Linked DNA regions of Mus musculus: region 2 is linked to region 1. The links are chromatin loops, found by intact Hi-C in ENCODE. Cell type or tissue: left cerebral cortex. All regions are shown on one strand. Links, peaks and the distances in the headings refer to the core of each region. The heading gives the core; the rest is flanking DNA.

Region 1 (8,613 bases), core at 2,217-4,716:
TTGCCCTGGCATTGGATGTCCTTGTTGCCCTTGGGAGATGTTACCATCATCGCTGGGTTCAGAGGCGATCTGCAAAGCCTGATACCAACACTATGAACCGTGGCTTCCTACCCTATTCCACACTGCTGGTCTAACTTCAGTTCTAGTAGCAACCTGTTTTTTCCGCCCTAGCCTGAACATCAGATGTTAGTTACTATATTACTAATTACTATGACCACTATATAGAAACCAAGGCCCACACCAGTGATCATTATGCTTTGAATGTGAACTGTAGTCCATATTTTCATGTGTTTGAACTTGGTTCTTCGCTGATGGTGAGGTTTCAAAAGGTTGTGGAATCTTTAGGAGGTAGAGCCTTCAGTGAAGGAAATGAGTCACTAGTGGTTGATGGACCTTGAGTCCAGCCCCACTTCCTGTTGTAGACACACTATGAGCAACCATCTTGTACTGGCTGGGTTTTTGTGTCAACTTGACACTGAAAAAGTATAACGCAAAAGCAAAATTCTAGGCCTTTAGGCCCAGGCTTGAGAATGTGACCTCTGTAACTCAATGCTCCAAGGTATGCTAATCTAAAACAGATAGCGACATTCCTCCACCCACCCACTTCCAGGGTTCAAGGAGTGTTCATTCAAAGAAAGTCACCCTGACCCACCCTGACCATTGCTGGAACACGCTATGCAAATGTGCTATTGTTAGGGGCTCTTAGAAATTGTGTTGAGAAATATTCGGCACAATTACCAGGTATTCCTTGTGACTCTTGTGACTTTGTACTTCGTTGTGACTCTTAACTGGTACTTTTGGTATTTTCCAACAACGCCCTTCCCACCCTTTTGAGTTGTGGTTTCTTCCTTTAAATACCCCCTTACCCAGCTACTCGGGGTGCCATGATCTGCATGGTGTATGACTGTGGGCCCAAGAGCGCTCTTGAAATAAAAAGTCTTTTTGCAGTTTGCAGCAAGACCATTTCTCATGAGTGATTTGGGATACCGCCTCTCCTGAGTCAGAATGTGAGGGAGTCCTCATGTTATGGGCCTTTCAACGCAAGCTGGAGTTATCACAGAGAAAGGAGCTTCAGTTGAGGAAATGCCTCCATGAGATCCAGCTGTAAGGCATTTTGTAGCTGCCAGTGGCCACAGGTTACTGGGTTCCTGAAAGGAAAGATGAGGTTTTGGATGGGAAAAGCTGCGATGAGTCCAAGTTTATAAAGGGGGGTTGGGGGGTGGACCCATCCCCCACCATACCAGGATCTCTGCTTGTGTCAGGATAACAGGTTCAGCCTCTCAGCAGGTAGTGGCCTCTTGGAGGAAAGCTGCAGATGTGGCAGGACAATAGACTTTACCTAGGTGGGAAGACTCCACCCTAAGTGGGCTAGCAACTGTGGCAAACCAAGTCTGAGCAGCCTGCTCAAGGCTGGGGGTAAGGGCACAGCATTTTCTCAGTTAGTGATCAAGGGTGGGAGGCCCCATTGTGGGTGCTGCCATCCCTGGGCTGGTAGTCTTGGGTTCCATAAGAAAACAAGCTGAGCAAGTCAGGGAAAGAAAGCCAGTAAGCCGGGTAGTGGTGGCAAATGCCTTTAATCCCAGCACTTGGGAGGCAGAGGCAGGTGGATTTCTGAGTTCAAGGCCAGCCTGGTCTACAAAGTGAGTTCCAGGACAGCCAGGGCTATACAGAGAAACCCTGTCTCGAAAACAAAAACAAAAATGCCAGTAAGTAACATCCCTCCATGGCCTCTGCATCAGCTCCTGCTACCTGACTGGCTTGAGTTCTAATCCTGACTTCCTTTGGTAATGAATAGCAGTATGGAAGTGTAAGCTGAATAAACCCTTTCCTCCCCAACTTGTTTTTTGTCATGATGTTTTGTGCAGGAATAGAAACCCTGACTAAGACACACTTCATGGACCTGTTGACATTCCTTCCACATACCATGATGGATTCTCTCTTAAACTAGAAGCCAGAATAACGCCTTTCTCCCTTATACTGGGCACAACTATAAGACAGGTTAGGAATATAGAAGCTTTCCTGTGTCAGTGACTTAGAGGAGACAGAGGTTTGCTAGGTTTGCTTACATGGTACAGGTTAGGCACTCAAACAGTTATCTGCATTCTGAAGACTCTCAAACCCAGGCTGCTGCTCAGACCACAAAACTACTTGCCTCTGCAGTTCCAACCTTGTGCTCAAGCCTGGAGAATTCCTGGAGAGCTGCTGGTCTTCAGTTCATCTTGGAACCCAAAGAAATTAGATTATAATGTTAAGGAAAGATGGCAGCAATGTAATAGACAGACACTAACAACATAGAGTAAATAAATAAATATGTAATAAGAAATTCTAGTTATACACTAATCATCATAAGGACCAGTCTCATTCTATGAAGAGGAGGTGGTAAATACCATGATGGTGGCACTATGCTCACTTCAGCCTGTGGTTTTGACAACCTGCTCCTGCCATGTATGTGGTGACATAACAAGAAAGACATGTACAGTCCATGGTCTGGCAAGATGGTTCAGCAGGTAAAGATGCTTTCTTGGGACCCACATAGCAGAAGGCTATCAACCCCCAAGAGCTGTTCTCTGACCTCTATGTTCACACTGTGCTGCCTGTGCACACAAATGAATGAATACATGTAAATACACACATGTAGATACACATTTCTCTGCTTCTCCTGACATTCTCAACAAGGATGCTTCAGCGGGCCTTGTTTCTCACTGTGTGTTTTCCAAGGAGCTAACTCCAATACTGACCTGCTTACTGTGCATGCCTCTCTTTCAGAGAAGTAATAAGGGTGGTGCCGGAGGAACAGCTTCCCCACCTTCTACAGCTTAGTTGACCTTTCTTTACTTTTAAACCTTGATTCTGATCTGTGCTTCATGGTCATAGTAGTGGATTCCTTTAGTCTCCTCCACTGACAGGAGTAATCCCCCTGGAATTTGAGCTGTTGGAAAGGAGGCCCTTGGGACCCGCTTTTGTGGAAGGGCCTGTTCCCTACTCAGACTTGCAAGGGGGAACACATACCTTGATGTATTCTGGGGTGTGGCAAGCCCAGGCAGCACAGGTAAAAGAGCTCTGGACTCAGACCTGGCTTCCCTCCATGTCTGCACAAGTGTATACCAAGGCCAACCTTGGAGGAAAGAGAGGCTGAGAGAGGCTGTAGGCAAGAGAGAAGCCAGAAAGGAAAGATGAGTCTGACCTGCAGAAAGGCAGTTTACCTTAGGACATGACTGCTGGCTATGCTGGTGGCTGGTGACAGCCCAGCCTAGCAGTGGGCCACAGGGAAGCTGGTTACTGCTTGGAGCCCTGTCAATGACTGATCATTTTATTTTGTTGTTTGTTGTTGCTTTTTGTGTTTTGGTTTTGGTTTGCCTTGATGCTGGGAAAGGGGGCTTTTAGGAGTGAGAGTGCTTCCCTGGGGTGTAAATGTTTGCATATGAACATCCTTAACACATAAAAAGTAACTGGTAAGTAAAGACCAGCCTTGCTCATCTGCCCCTGCAGGCTGCCTGCGGTTCAGCTGGTAGTACACTTCACAGTGGCCCACATGTGGTGAAGGACAACAGGCAGAAAGGCCAGGCTGTAACTGCTGGACAGCTCTGAAAGTCACGTGGACTCCCTGTGGTATCAATAATGGCTACACTTGTGCCTCAGCTCAGCTTGCCCTTAGCTTCTGTCCCCTTCTGCTCCCTTCCAGGAAACTCTTCTCAGGGGGTGGCCCCTGTTTAGGCAGTTTTCTGAAGCCAGCTTCCCTGAGGGTTGCATATGAGATGATGATAAAATGACTGACCTTGAGTCATTGTCTTGCTGTATATACCACCCTTTGGCTCATCTCTGGGCATATCATTTGGAGATGAAAAAGGCTATCCTCATAGTGACTTTCGCCTCCAGTTACAGAATCCTCAGCCAAGGGACAGACAGCTACACAACTTGCCAGAGGTAAGACACCTTATACAGGGCCAGCATTTTGCCCCAGGCAGGCTGGCTCTGGAATCTGCTGTCAGGGCACTCTGCTAAAGTGCATCTTAATCGTAGAGCTCTGCCTGATCTATCTGTCCTGGGGCTGCTTCTCTCTCCCTTGCTGGGATGTGTGAAGTTCAGCGTTCTATTTCCATCTTACACAGTCACAGCCAAGATGGTTGAAGCAAATATAAAATTGTGAGAGGAAAGAAGAGCATGCCGCCAGGTGCAGTGACACATGCCTGTAATCCTCGTGCTGGGGCAGGATTGCAAGTTTCAGAACAAGGCTGAGCTACACAGTGACATCCCTTCTCAAAAAAAAAAAAAAAAAAAAAAAAGGGGGGGGGGGAACAGGGTGGGGGGAAGGGAGGGGAGGGGAGCACAGCAGAACAGAACAGAGCAGAACAGAAGAATTTCAAACCCAATAGGCAAAACCTATTTTTAGAGTCAAACTTTTGTTTTCCTTTGTTTTATTTTTTGAGACAGAGCCTCAGGTAGCTCAGGATAGCCTCAAACACAGTGTAGCTGAGGCTAGCCTCGAACTCCAAATCATCCTATTATCTCCACTTGCAATAACTTAAAAAATGGAATAGTTAATATCTTCTTGGGCAAGAAAATTGTTACCTTTGGGTGACCTTTTCCCAAAGAAGAAATATATTTAGGCAAACATCTCTATGAACACATGGATTTGTCACAGGTTCTGGGCCCTAACAATACTAACTCAAAGCAGGTCTGTTTTCCAGATACACCCTCTCAATCAGGACTCCCTGCACCCATTCGTTCTCATCTTTGCTGGTTCACCAGCCACACCTCAAATACTCATTGTGTTTAGAAGCCTTGGAACAGCAAGTGTGATGTACAACTGATTTTTCATTCTGTTGTAATTCACTTATATTTAGTATAAATAGAAGCAGAAGGCTACTAGGATTTTACTGTGTTAGAGATGTATGATTCGACCTGGAAAAGATATGCCAGTCCAGCTGGTAGCATTTGTTGTATATTAAGATATGTTCTATAGGGGTATGGTGAGGTATGGGGGAAGGGGGCGCCTCGGTGGGCCCATGCCAAGGCATCCATTCCCCTTGAGGGCCCAGCCACAGGATGGTATAGTATAGAATAGAGTTTATTCAGGGCATAGGGAGGGGAATTAAGAGAGTAATAGAGGCAGAAAAAGAAACAAGAGAGAAGGAGAAAAAGGAGTAGAGGCCTGCCATGACTATGTGGGGGGGGGAGGGAATGGGGAGAAAGGGGGAACAACAGGGCAAGAGAGAGAAGCAGGAGTAAGAGAGGAAGGAGCAAGCAGCCCCTTTTATACTGAGTCAGGCCTACCTGGCTATTGTCAGGTAACTGTGGGGGTACAGCATAGACAGAATGCTAACAGCACTCACCTATAATCTCAAGCACTTGGATGACTGAGGTACAAAGTTCTTTAGCTCAAGACCTACCGGGGCTACAGAGTGAATTCAAGGTCAACCTAAGCAAATTGGTGATACCTGTTTCAAAGTAAAAAACATAAACAGGGCTGAAGATGAAGCTCAGTGGTAGAGCACTTGTACCAGAAAGGTGTCAAAGCTGTTGTCTTACTATTAGCTAGACAGACTATGGGGAGCAGTGGAGACTGTGGTAAAATGGCAATTATGTATCCACAAGATCAAGTGGTAAAGATGGCAATTATCTATTCACAGGACCCAGAATGACTTCCATGTAGTTACAGTCTGTCACTGCCTTGCTGCCAGGACTGTGCATTTTCAGAAAAGGATACTAATGTGGGGTCTCCCTCCTTATACAATAGCCAGAGACATGTGAGGTCTCTGGAGATATATGGGCCATGTTGAGGAAAGTCTGTCCTCTCTATAACATGCTATGCCATCCCATTCTGTAATTTGCACATATTAGAATGCCTAGCAATATAAATCACATCAATTAAAGAAGCATTTATTGAATACCTACTGAATACCAGAAAGTAAGCCAAGACAAGGACTAAAAAGGCACTTGTCCCCTTGGCTCATGTTCTAACAGGCCAGAGAGAAGTAATGAGGAGTCAGGGCACCAGAGATCAGGGCAGCAATGAAGGCCAGAAGACATAACAGTGGAAAAGAAACTGGACAGTAGGTAAGGGCTGACCAGGTGGTAGGGTAAGCATGCTGAGCAGAGGCTCTGCAGCAAGCAGGAAAGAGTGATCAAGAGCAGTGGGTGAGAGAACCTCCAGTAGTCAGAAAGGACTAAAGCATGAAATCTGAAGCTAGAAAAGGGCAGAGGGATGGAAGAAAGCAAGGGCAGATGATGATGACACACATATAACGTATGAGGAGGAGGAGGAGGAGGTCACCAAGCTCATGGGTCGATGGTGGGTCAAAGATTAAATCTGGAAACCACAGGGTCAGTCCCAGGTCTCTCTGAGACCAGTCTGTGCAGGTGAGCACGCAGACTGCAGAGGTTACACATCTCTGGGACAGGCCCTATTTCTGGCCTTCATCTTCAGCCAGGAGGCAGGTCTGAATGCCAGACCTCTGTGCACCTTCCCTGCAAGAGGAGAGCTTGCCTGCAGAGAGTACTCTGACCACTGAGACTCAGGAGAGAGCTGGACTCCCAGGACAGAAGCTAACAGAATCACAGGAGGAACAGGCTCCAGCCAGAGACAACTATAACAACTAACGCCAGAGATTACCAGATGGCGAAAGGCAAATGAAAGAATCTTACTAACAGAAACCAAGACCACTCACTATCATCAGAACCCAGCACTCCACACCTCACCCAGTCCTGGATACCCCAACACACCCGAAAAGCAAGATTCATATTTAAAATCATATCTCATGATGCTGGTAGAGGACTTTAAGAAGGGCATTAATAACTCACTTAAAGAAATACAGGAGAACACTGCTAAACAGGTAGAAGTCCTTAAAGAATTACAGGAAAACACACCCAAACAGGTGATGGAATTGAACAAAATCATCCAAGACCTAAAAAGGGAAGTAGACACAATAAAGAAAACCCAAAGGGAGACAGCACTGGAGATAGAAACCCTAGGAAAGAAATCTGGAACCATAGATGAGAGCATCAGAAACAGAATACAGGAAATGGAAGAGAAAATCCCAGTTACAGAAGATTCCATAGAGAACATGGGCACAACAGTCAAAGAAAATGCAAAATGCAAAAAGATCCTAACTCAAAATATCCAGGAAATCCAGGACACAATGAGAAAACCAAAACCTACGGATAATAGGAGTAGATGAGAATGAAGATTTTCAACTTAAAGGGCCAGCAAATATCTTCAACAAAATTATAGAAGAAAACTTCCAAAACCTAAAGAAAGAAATGCCCAAGAACATACAAGAAGCCTACCAACCTCCAAATAGACTGGACCAGAAAAGAAATTCTTCCCGACACATAATAATCAGAACAACAATAGCACTAAATAAAAATAGAATATTAAAAGCAGGCCGGGCAGTGGTGGCATACGCCTTTAATCCCATCACTTGGGAGGCAGAGGCAGGTGGATTTCTGAGTTCAAGGCCATCCTGGTCTACAGAGTGAGTTCCAGGACAGTCAGAGCTATATAGAGAAACCTTGACTCAAAGAAAGAAAAAAAAAAAGAAAGAAAGAAAGAAAGAAAGAAAGAAAGAAAGAAAGAAAGAAAGAAAGAAAGAAAAGAATATTAAAAGCAGTAAGGGAAAAAAGTCAAGTAACATATTAAGGCAGGCCATTTAGAATTACACCAGACTTCTCACCAGAGACTATGAAAGCCAGAAGATCCTGGACAGATGTTATACAGACCCTAAGAGAAAACAAGGGCAAACCCAGGCTACTATACCCAGCAAAACTCTCAATTACCATAGATGGAGAAACCAAAGTATTCCAGGCTAAAACCAAATTCATACAATATCTTTCCACAAATCCAACCCTTCAAAGGATAATAAAGGGAAAACACAAATACAAGGACAGAAACTACACCCTAGAAAAAGTAAGAAAGTAATCCTTCAATAAACCTAAGCCGGGCATGGTGGCACACGCCTTTAATCCCAGCACTTGAGAGGCAGAGACAGGCAGATTTCTGAGTTCAGGGCCAGCCTGGTCTACAAAGTGAGATCCAGGACAGCCAGGCCTATACAGAGAAACCCTGTCTCGAAAAAAAAAATAATAATAATAATAATAAAAGAAGAGAATCTCAACTTTAACAACAAAAATAAGAGGAAGAAAAAATACTTATTTTTAATTTCTCTTAACATCAATGGACTCAATTCCCCAATAAAAAGACATAGGCTAACAGACTGGCTACACAAACAGGACTCAACATTTTGCTGCTTACAGGAAATCTACCTCAGGGAAAAAGACAGACACTACCTCAGAGTGAAAGGCTGGAAAACAATTTTCCAAACAAATAGTCTGAAGAAACAAGTTGGAGTAGCCATTCTAAAATTGAATAAAATTGACTTCCAACCCAAAGTTGTCAAAAAAGACAAGGAGGGACACTTCATACTCATCAAAGGTAAAATCCACCAAGATGAACACTCAATTCTGAATACCTATGCTCCAAATACAAGGGCAGCCACATTCATTAAAAAAACTTTAGTAACGCTCAAAGAACATATTGAACCTCACACAATAATAGGGGGAGACTTCAACACCCTACTCTCACCAATGGACAGATCCTGGAAACAGAAACTAAAC
Region 2 (8,613 bases), core at 2,817-5,316, 58 kb before region 1:
TGAGGAACCAGTGCTTCTCAGCAAAGAGAAATATCTTCACTGTGACACACTTGAAGTCATGGGACCAGATGACAGTAGCAGAGTACACTCTTGCTGGAGATGTTACCAGGATGCACACACTCACACTTACAAGCTCACCACCTCAGCAACACCACAGCAGGACAAGAATCACTATTTGCTTCTGGATGAAGTCTGAGCTTCAGCGAGAGCAAGAATTGCCTGTTGTCCCTCTGTTACTAACAAGCCACTAGAACTGTGTATAACCTGTATCTTATATTTAAAAAACAAACAAAAAAACAAAAAACATTCTTGCCATTTTTTTCTCATAGGCTGGCAGAGATCCTGGAGCAGGCCTTCATTGTCAGAATGTAGGTTGAATTTCAACTCTGAGAGCCACATTTCTGAGAGAAACCTGGGCATGGGAATACTTGAGTGCATTTATTACCGGTTAGGTGTGTGACCTAGAGCTGTCTTCTCTGTGGACACTTTTCTGAGCTGAGTCCACATGGCTATTATGATCTGACACCCTGCCCACCCCCAGCATAGCTGTAGCCATTCTGTTCTATGCCTGCCATCTCTTTCATACTGTTATTGTAATATGCCTGCTAGTCATTAACACAGGAAAAAAAAAAAAAAAACACTTGACTCAAAGCAGGGTCATGCTGACCATATTCCCTGTTATGTTCTGTAGGTTCTGTATGAGGTTTGTTAATCTTAAGAAATTCCACAAAGCATTACATAGGGCTCCTCAAGTCAAGGATCAATATGAACAGTTATATCTAAAATAAAATATCTGAGTCAGAGCTGACCAGCACCTGAGCATGAACTCACGGTGGGATTTTTTTTCCTTTATAAGATGACAGAAAAAGACATTTAGCGTCATAGTTTCAGACCCAATCTGAACTATATCCATGGTCTGACCAGTGTTAAGGTATGTATTCAATAAACCGTTCCTGTCTGACTGAGATTGCTGTTTGTACTGTTTGTAAGGTGACTCCTGGACCACAACAATGCCAACAGCTTTTCAAGGCATCTGAAGAAATGACCACAGCCCACAGACTGAAAGAGATAATGTAGAGCAGAACAGAAAGGATCATGAGGACCAGAACCCAGCCACCCTGCAGCAAAAGCTGTATGTATGGCTGCCATCAATGCCCTAATACAAGCTCGAAGGATTGGAGACAAATGAATCGACTCAAGATCTGGGAAGAAAATGGCTTCCACATGGCTGAAATCCAACTAGTGCTCTTGCAAGACCACGCTTAAAAGCCGAGTGAAGCACAGAACCAAACAACGCCCTTCAGGGAGGAGCACAGCGTCAAAAGCAGCAGCCATCGGCTCCACAGTTATGGCCATTCTCTCCCATCTTCCAAGGCCCACCCTCCATGGAGTTGAGGCCCTCTTCACTCATTTCCAGTGTTCAGTGCCTGAGTGTCAACCCTTTAAAGGTAGCAACATGATGGACCCTGATTTCTGCTTCTGGAAAAAGTGACAACTTCATTTGCTCTTAAGACAGTGTGTCAAAGTTAACATTGGTGACTCAGATATTCTGTGGCCCAAGGTTCAGGACTCAAAGATGAATTTAGCTGTTCTGAGGCATTAAATTCATAAAACCTACCTCCTTGAAAATTACTACCACCAACACTTTTGATAGCTCTTTGCTACCCTCCTCTGGAGCAGACCAGCCCAGAGGTCCAGACTGGCCTTTACTATAGAGCCAGGAGTTGCTGTCTGGCAATGAAGATTTAACATTTCTAACAGATAGAAAAGGTTTATTCTCCCCCCCCCCCTTCTCCAGACCTACTGCCATGCCAAAGGCAGCAGACAAGTAAAACCTAAGTCATCTTGATTAATGTAGGCAAGCAGCAGCTTTGTAATTTTTGCCACAGAAACTGAGACTCCAAATGAGGCCAAATAAGGAAATAATCTATTTTCCAAGTTCACTCACCATAATATCACTGGTGGGCTTCAGATGGCATAGAAAAACTAGAAGTACAGCATTGGAAGAGATTTGGAAGTCATTTGATGCAACTATGCAACAGATGCTTGAATATCCTCTGCACCAGGAGCCCCAAACCAGCTGCACACCAAAGCAATAGCAAGAACTCATGCCAAATAAACCTGGCTTAACCTGCAAGATGCTCTGCTCCTGCCACCTGGGTGGGCATGTTTCTCCTAAATCATGCTCAAGTGATCCTAATGAGGCCTGACTACACAACGCCAGAGAGCCACCTAACCAGGCCACAGTGTGAGGACCTTGCCAGGCATCAAAGCTCTTTGCTTGATCTTCCCCAGCATCTACTCCTTGCTGCCTTCCAAATAAGCCGAATCGGGGTGGCTCTGAATGCTGCCAAGTCCTTCCTCAGTCTTGGCAGAGAAACTCTTTCTCCTCACTGCTGACCAACTCCAGACAGACACATTGAAAGAGCCTAGCCCTCATAGCTTCCAGAGCTTTGAAGACTCTGCTCATAGATGTTTCCTGACCCTTGTCACTGAATATCTCCTACTTCTTCAGGTTCCTCAAGACTGAATTGTAACCTTCCCAGCAGGTTTCACCTCTGGACTACCTCTGACTTTGAGAGCTCACATGTTTGAATCCTTTGAGGGTATTTCTAGAAAACCAATGTCAAGCTGGAACCTCAAATTAAAGCAGAGCATCCAGTTTATTTTTAAACTGTGGGGGAATTCTGTTGCAGCTGACGCTGGGAGGTAGGGATGGTAAGCAGTGCTTTTCAGGTACCCACAAACTGTGGGAATCTTGTTAAAGCAAATGTTCTAGGCTGCAGGGCTGGGGCAGGGCTAAGAGTCAGCATTTCCTCAGGATGCTGATGCCACTGGCCTAGGAAGTGGCAAGGTCTAGATTTTAAGGACCCAGGAGGCATCTCATTATCGGGTTGTGGGGAATTCTCTGGATCTTTAGAGGTTACAATATTTCCTTCTGCTGGGAGAACAAGAGAGGGTCTCAAGGGGTGGCCACAGGCAAACCGGGACAGGAGAACGTGGACTGCATTCCAACAATGATGTGTTTTCTGGTAGCATCTAGAGCTGTGTCTGTGCATATACAGCTAATGCGAGAGCCACAGTTACACACTGGGGTTTTTACAAGTACTGGATTTTGGGGGAGGAATAGAAACATAGGATGAATAACTAAAGCTACCCTGCTTTGGGGAGGTACTGAAATTCTGTCTTCAGCTGATGACAGTCCTAGGGTATGGGAGAATTTGATAAATTCAAAAGAGCAGAAAATATTGAGCTACCCTACCCCTCTTGGGGAAAAATGTAAATAGCCCAATCTTCCTTCCTACCTCTGTTACATTATCTCCCCGATGAAGCAGACTCAAAAGCCTTAGCAAACATGCTAGCAACTTATCAAGCCACTGAAGGGATATCAAACTTCTCATCTTGTTTCCCTGTAAGTCCCCAGAATATCCCTAGTGCACTAGCTGTCAGGCTTTTGATGAGATTGTCACCTTGATCCTAACACATTATCCCTCCATGCTGTCTGTCCTTCCGGCAGAGGCTGAGCCCACAAACCATGGCCTGGCACCTCCACATTGCCCTCTGGGAAGCTGCTCTCACAGACCTTGCTTGGTACTTGCAGCTTGCCTCCCACCCTCTGTCCTGCAGTCATTTATGCATTAACTCTTAGTTTCTGACTTTTGGAGAATTCCTACAGTAATGATCTGACTGTGTGTGCACTTAAAATCTCACTCATTAGTTTTATGTATATGAGTACACTGTAGCTGCCTTCAGACATACCAGAAGAGGGCATCAGGGAGATGGCTAAGCGGGTAAGAGCACTGACTGCTCTTCTGAAGGTTCTGAGTTCATATCCCAGCAACCACATGGTGGCTCACAACCACCTGTAATGAGATCTGACGCCTCTTCCGGTGTGTCTGAAGTCAGCTACAGTGTACTTATGTATAATAATAAATAAATCTTTTTTTAAAAAATCTCTTCGTTGAACCTGACCTCTGAGATAATGCGATTGAGGTCTAGGGGTTTTAGGAAGAGGTTAGGTGATGAGGGTGCCATGTGCATATGTAAATAAGTACCATGGAGGGCAGTTTCTGAGCCTGTGGAGATGTGTCAGTGCTTAAGAGTGCTTCCTGCTCCATCAGAGTACCATACTTGGATCCAACACCCATGTCAGACAACTTGATCCCTTGTAACTTGCAGCTCTGAGGTTTCCGAACCCCCTTCCGGTCATTTGTGGCACATGCATAAACATGCAAAAGCATGCATGTACACATTCGCAGACACACACACCACACACACACAAATTCTTTTTTTTTTTTAGATTTATTTACTATTTATATGTAAGTACACTGTAGCTGTTTTCAGACACACCAGAAGAGGGCATCAGATCCTATTACAGATGGTTGTGAGTCACCATGTGGTTGCTGGGATTTGAAGTCAGGCCCTTTGGAAGAGCAGTCAGTGCTCTTAACCACTGAACCATCTCTCCAGCTCCCACACACAAATTCTTAAAAAGAATAAAAGAAAGAATGATTGTTCTGTAGGAAACAAGCCCTTGTCAGATGCCAAATCTATACACAGCTCAAGTCCGGATCATTCAGCCTCCAAAATTGAGTAAGTCTGTTGCTTATAAATTACCTAGCCTAGAGTGCTTTATTACACCAGTTGGAATGGCCTGGATACCATACATGTGGCGCCTAGGGAAAGGGCAATTTCTTGCTGAGTCCGTGTCTTTCAGATGCAAATTTAAATACATGTGTCTGTTTGGAAGATCAAATGCTCCCGCTCAGGACTGTGACATGAGAGTCAAAGGTAGGAAGAAGGTAAATCATCAAAGAGAGAATAAATACCCTTTCAACGAATACTTTTTGCTGAAATCAACCAGCAGGCTTTCTCTGCTTACTTGGTCAGGATTTTTCCAGGCTGTCTGCAAAGGCAGGCAGGGTCACAGCCCTGTCTGCCTACCAATTAGACCCATACGTCTTGTACATTCTATCTGAGAGCCCAAGGTAGGGTCTTGAACCATTAAGGCCTTCCTGGAATGGGAGGGAAGTTTTTGGTTTGGTTAGCGGTGGTGTACCAAAACTAAGGATTGAACCAAGCAAGGATTCCATGAATGCCAGACAAGTGCTCTAAACTCAGCTACAACTTCTGATTTTCTATACAGATAGGGGTCCTTGAGAGCTAAAACTTGCAAAGCCTAGCCAAGTGTAATCTGAGCCCCGTGGACTTCAAAAAAGAAAGCTACAAGAGATTTTATTCAATATATCCCAGGAAAAGCTTTCAGCCTGGTCCTCGAGAGGAGCATGATAAGAGTGCACATGACTGCTGGCTCCAGAGCCTCAGAGCCCCTTGACAACCCTTGGAGGTCCCCAAAAGGCCCAGTGGCCTGTTGTACAATCATATGATTTTCTGCACTTTTAAAAATTGCTCTAGGCTAGGGAGACAGACAGACAGACAGACAGACAGACAGACTTGCTAAGGGAATGGAGCAGAGGATTCTGCCAAAGAAGCATTAAAATTGGGACATATTAGACATGGGCTAAATTGAACATATGTATGAAGTCACCATTCTGGTAGAATTAAGCCATTGCTAGCTGGTGTGGAAGATGCACAGGCCCAGTGGGGACTAGACCTGAGAATTCTATCTTATGGTGTACAAAGAGCTTCTTAAATGCACAGTTAAGAAGTCTTAGAATGTCTGAAATGTCAAACCAGGAGAAGAGATGGGGCAGCTAACTAAAACATCTGAAAAGGATGGGCACAAATGAGAACTCGTCTGTAATGAACTCAGGGAAACTTGTGTACTCAAGCTTTGGGGATCAAACACCTTGCTTGGATCCTTTGCTTTGGACTCTTTGACCCAGATTGAAATTGCTTTTGGCTGGGACATTTCCAAAGGTTGGAAGCTGAGAACATGTGAGCCATGAACTATTTGTGAAACCTGAGGATGCAGGTAAGCCGAGCCTGATGATGGCAACAGTCTTAGAAAGCTGGAGAAGGTGGAGCCAGGAAGGAGATGAACCGCTAATCTCTATTGCCAATTTGAATGGACTAAGGAACACATGGGGCATTGAGAAGATACTTCTTTGGGTTTGTCTGTAAGGTATTTCTAGAGAGATTTAACTAAGGAGAAAAGACCCACCCTGAGTGTGGAAGACACTATACCACAGGCTGGGGTACCTGGGGAAAGAAAAAAGCCAGCTGAACACCGCCATTCCTTTCTGGGCCTTCTGGTCTATCAGATAGATGTGAGCCAGCAGCTGCTACAGTCACTGCTATTACCTTGCCTTCCCCAACATGAGGGAGACTGTGAGCTGAAGTAAAACCTTCCTCCTTCAAGTAGTTTCTTGTTGGGATTTGACCACAGCTAAGTGAAAATTCACTAATACATGAGGTCCCACAAGTGAGACCACCATCTGGCAACAGGCCTGACAAACTGGCAACTGAACCACCACTTACCACACACACACATACACTCTCTCTCTGTCTTCTGCTGCCTGACAACTAACTCCTCAAGGATCAGGTCTTACTGACCATACCTGCATCAGCAGCACCTGGCAGTGTGTAGACAAGGAAGCTAGCTCTCAGTTTCGCTCTACTATCAAGCAGGGCCAATGACCACTAAACCACCAAGCACACTAGTACTGAACAAAGGGAATAACAATGTGGTATTCATATCACAAAAGGCTTGTGGCAGAGAGGACATCGTCCACCTTGACTCACACACTCAGACAGAAAATCTGTCTTGACTGAAGTTGTTGCTGAAGCCTTTGGGCTTTTATCACTCTGATATGTGGTATGTGTAGAGCTTGATTCCTTACATATTTTGTTTGTTTTGTTTTATTTTATTTTATGTGTATGAGTATTTTGTCTTCATGTATGTCTGTGTACCATGTGTGTCCAGTGCCACCAGAGATCAGGAAAGGGTAAATTTCCCAAAACTGGAGTTCAGATTATTGTGGGCCACCACAAGGGTACTAGAAATTGAATGTTGGTCCTCTGAAAGAGCAGCCAGTGTTTCTAGTGGTTGAGGCACCTCTCCAGCCTGGCTTGCTTGCTTTTTGAGACAGGGTCTGGCTGGTGTTTACTATGAAGTCCAGGCTATCCTTAAACATCTGCCAATCTTTCTGTGTCGACCCCTTGAGTGCTAGTTTTAGAGGTGGAAGGCAGCAAGTCTGGATACATCTGTTCCAACTGCAGCTTATTTTTTCAGTGAGGAAGTCTATTCTGGAAGGGGTAGAGGAGATTACATGGAACTACATGGGAATAAGATATAGAATAATCAGAAAACAATTCCAGTAAAGTGACCAGAAGAGTATTGCCAATCCCTGGAGTGGTTTATTGTGCTATTTTGCTTCTATATTAAATTTATCCTCATGCTATAACTAAACAGCATATCTTCAAAGAAGTGCCCAGCTTTCTTTTGGGAAGTAAAATCTTCCCTAGTTCCAAAGTTCAGTAGAATATTGTCTTGTGTACTTCAAGGTAATAGAAATTTAGTTTCATTTTTAGAAATGGCACATCTACTCAGTTTAACATCAATATCAAAACACTTCAGGCAGAGAGGCCCCACATTTTCCAGAGATGATTTCTGTAGCCATTGTCTGTTCTACAAGTTAGTTTCCTGAATGGCAACAGAGAACTCGCCTATTTTTCTCTGAAGGTTTTCAGAGAAGGCATGACAACCCAGGGAGATACTTGGGAGAGGTGCCAAAAGGGGTTACACATTGATGTGATGTTGGCTGCTCTACATCCCCCTAGTGGTTACCAAATCTGGCCAATATCTAGTATAGTGAGTGACAGAGAAGAGAAGCTCCTTCATACAGCCTTGCTCTTCAGCACTCTACAAGCAATTCTTGAGTCCATTTTTGAGGATGCTGGATGTCTTTGCACCTACATGGATGCACAGATAGTGCCATCTTCCAGCACTCTACACATCACAGATTGATGAATGGCCTTTACGGGAGTAGAAATGGAGCCACTCTTGTAGGTTTATCAGAGTGAAGTGAAACTCTAGGGTCACACATACCAGGAAAGCCAGACCCAGGAACTTATCAGACATGTCAGACTAAGGAAAGGGTGAAACTCTGTCAACCTGAAACCCTACCATAAAGAGGTAGATATCTGTTACCCCAATGGCCATGACTCCCACCCATCTATCATCTGATCACTGGTCTGAATGTGCCAAGGAACTGACAGGCAGAGAACTCTCTCATATTCCAGAGGTTTCAGCTTGGCTTAGTCCATGCAATTAATGTGGCCTACTTCGAGGCTTCCTGCCTGACCTGCTTGCCTACATGTCCTGTGTCCATCCATCTGTCTTGCCCTTCCCTTCAGCTTACTCCTAAGGCTCAGCTACAGCCTATGCCTGACTCTGCACAGCAACTGCTCTCCTACCAAACACAAGCTACCTTCCAGATGGTTCCTTACCAGCCCCCAAGATTGTTCTCCATTTCTCAGGCTCCAAGCTTGAGCCTCATAGATCTCTTGTGTGTGTGTGTGTGTGTGTGTGTGTGTGTGTGTGAGAGAGAGAGAGAGAGAGAGAGAGAGAGAGAGAGAGAACTATAGGGGTTGCGCATGTGGAGATCAGAGGACAACTTTGAGGAGTCTCCTGGGGGCGGGGAGCTTTTG

What was found. Hi-C counts contacts between places; a loop is a spot of excess contacts. Peaks named below come from ENCODE experiments on the same cell type or tissue, not always from the same donor. Only the 100,000 strongest peaks of a DNase experiment are listed, where the experiment ranks them.
Region 2: a loop joins it to region 1, with 4 times the contacts of the local background. A loop is called at or near these places in 3 of 42 quality-filtered maps.

The regions. Positions count from the first base shown.
Region 1 is chr14:18,411,981-18,420,593 of GRCm38, reverse strand. No RefSeq gene overlaps it. Among named protein-coding and RNA genes, the nearest start is that of Gm32587, 47 kb to the left of the region's middle. In left cerebral cortex, for the core only: a CTCF peak has its summit at 3,480; DNase peaks (open chromatin) are centred at 3,585 and 4,097; H3K27ac peaks cover 824 bases.
Region 2 is chr14:18,470,735-18,479,347 of GRCm38, reverse strand. The region is part of intron 1 of Gm32587 (a long non-coding RNA gene); the gene reads right to left. Among named protein-coding and RNA genes, the nearest start is that of Gm32587, 11 kb to the right of the region's middle. In left cerebral cortex, for the core only: a CTCF peak has its summit at 3,757 (motif pointing right); DNase peaks (open chromatin) are centred at 2,979, 3,427 and 3,771.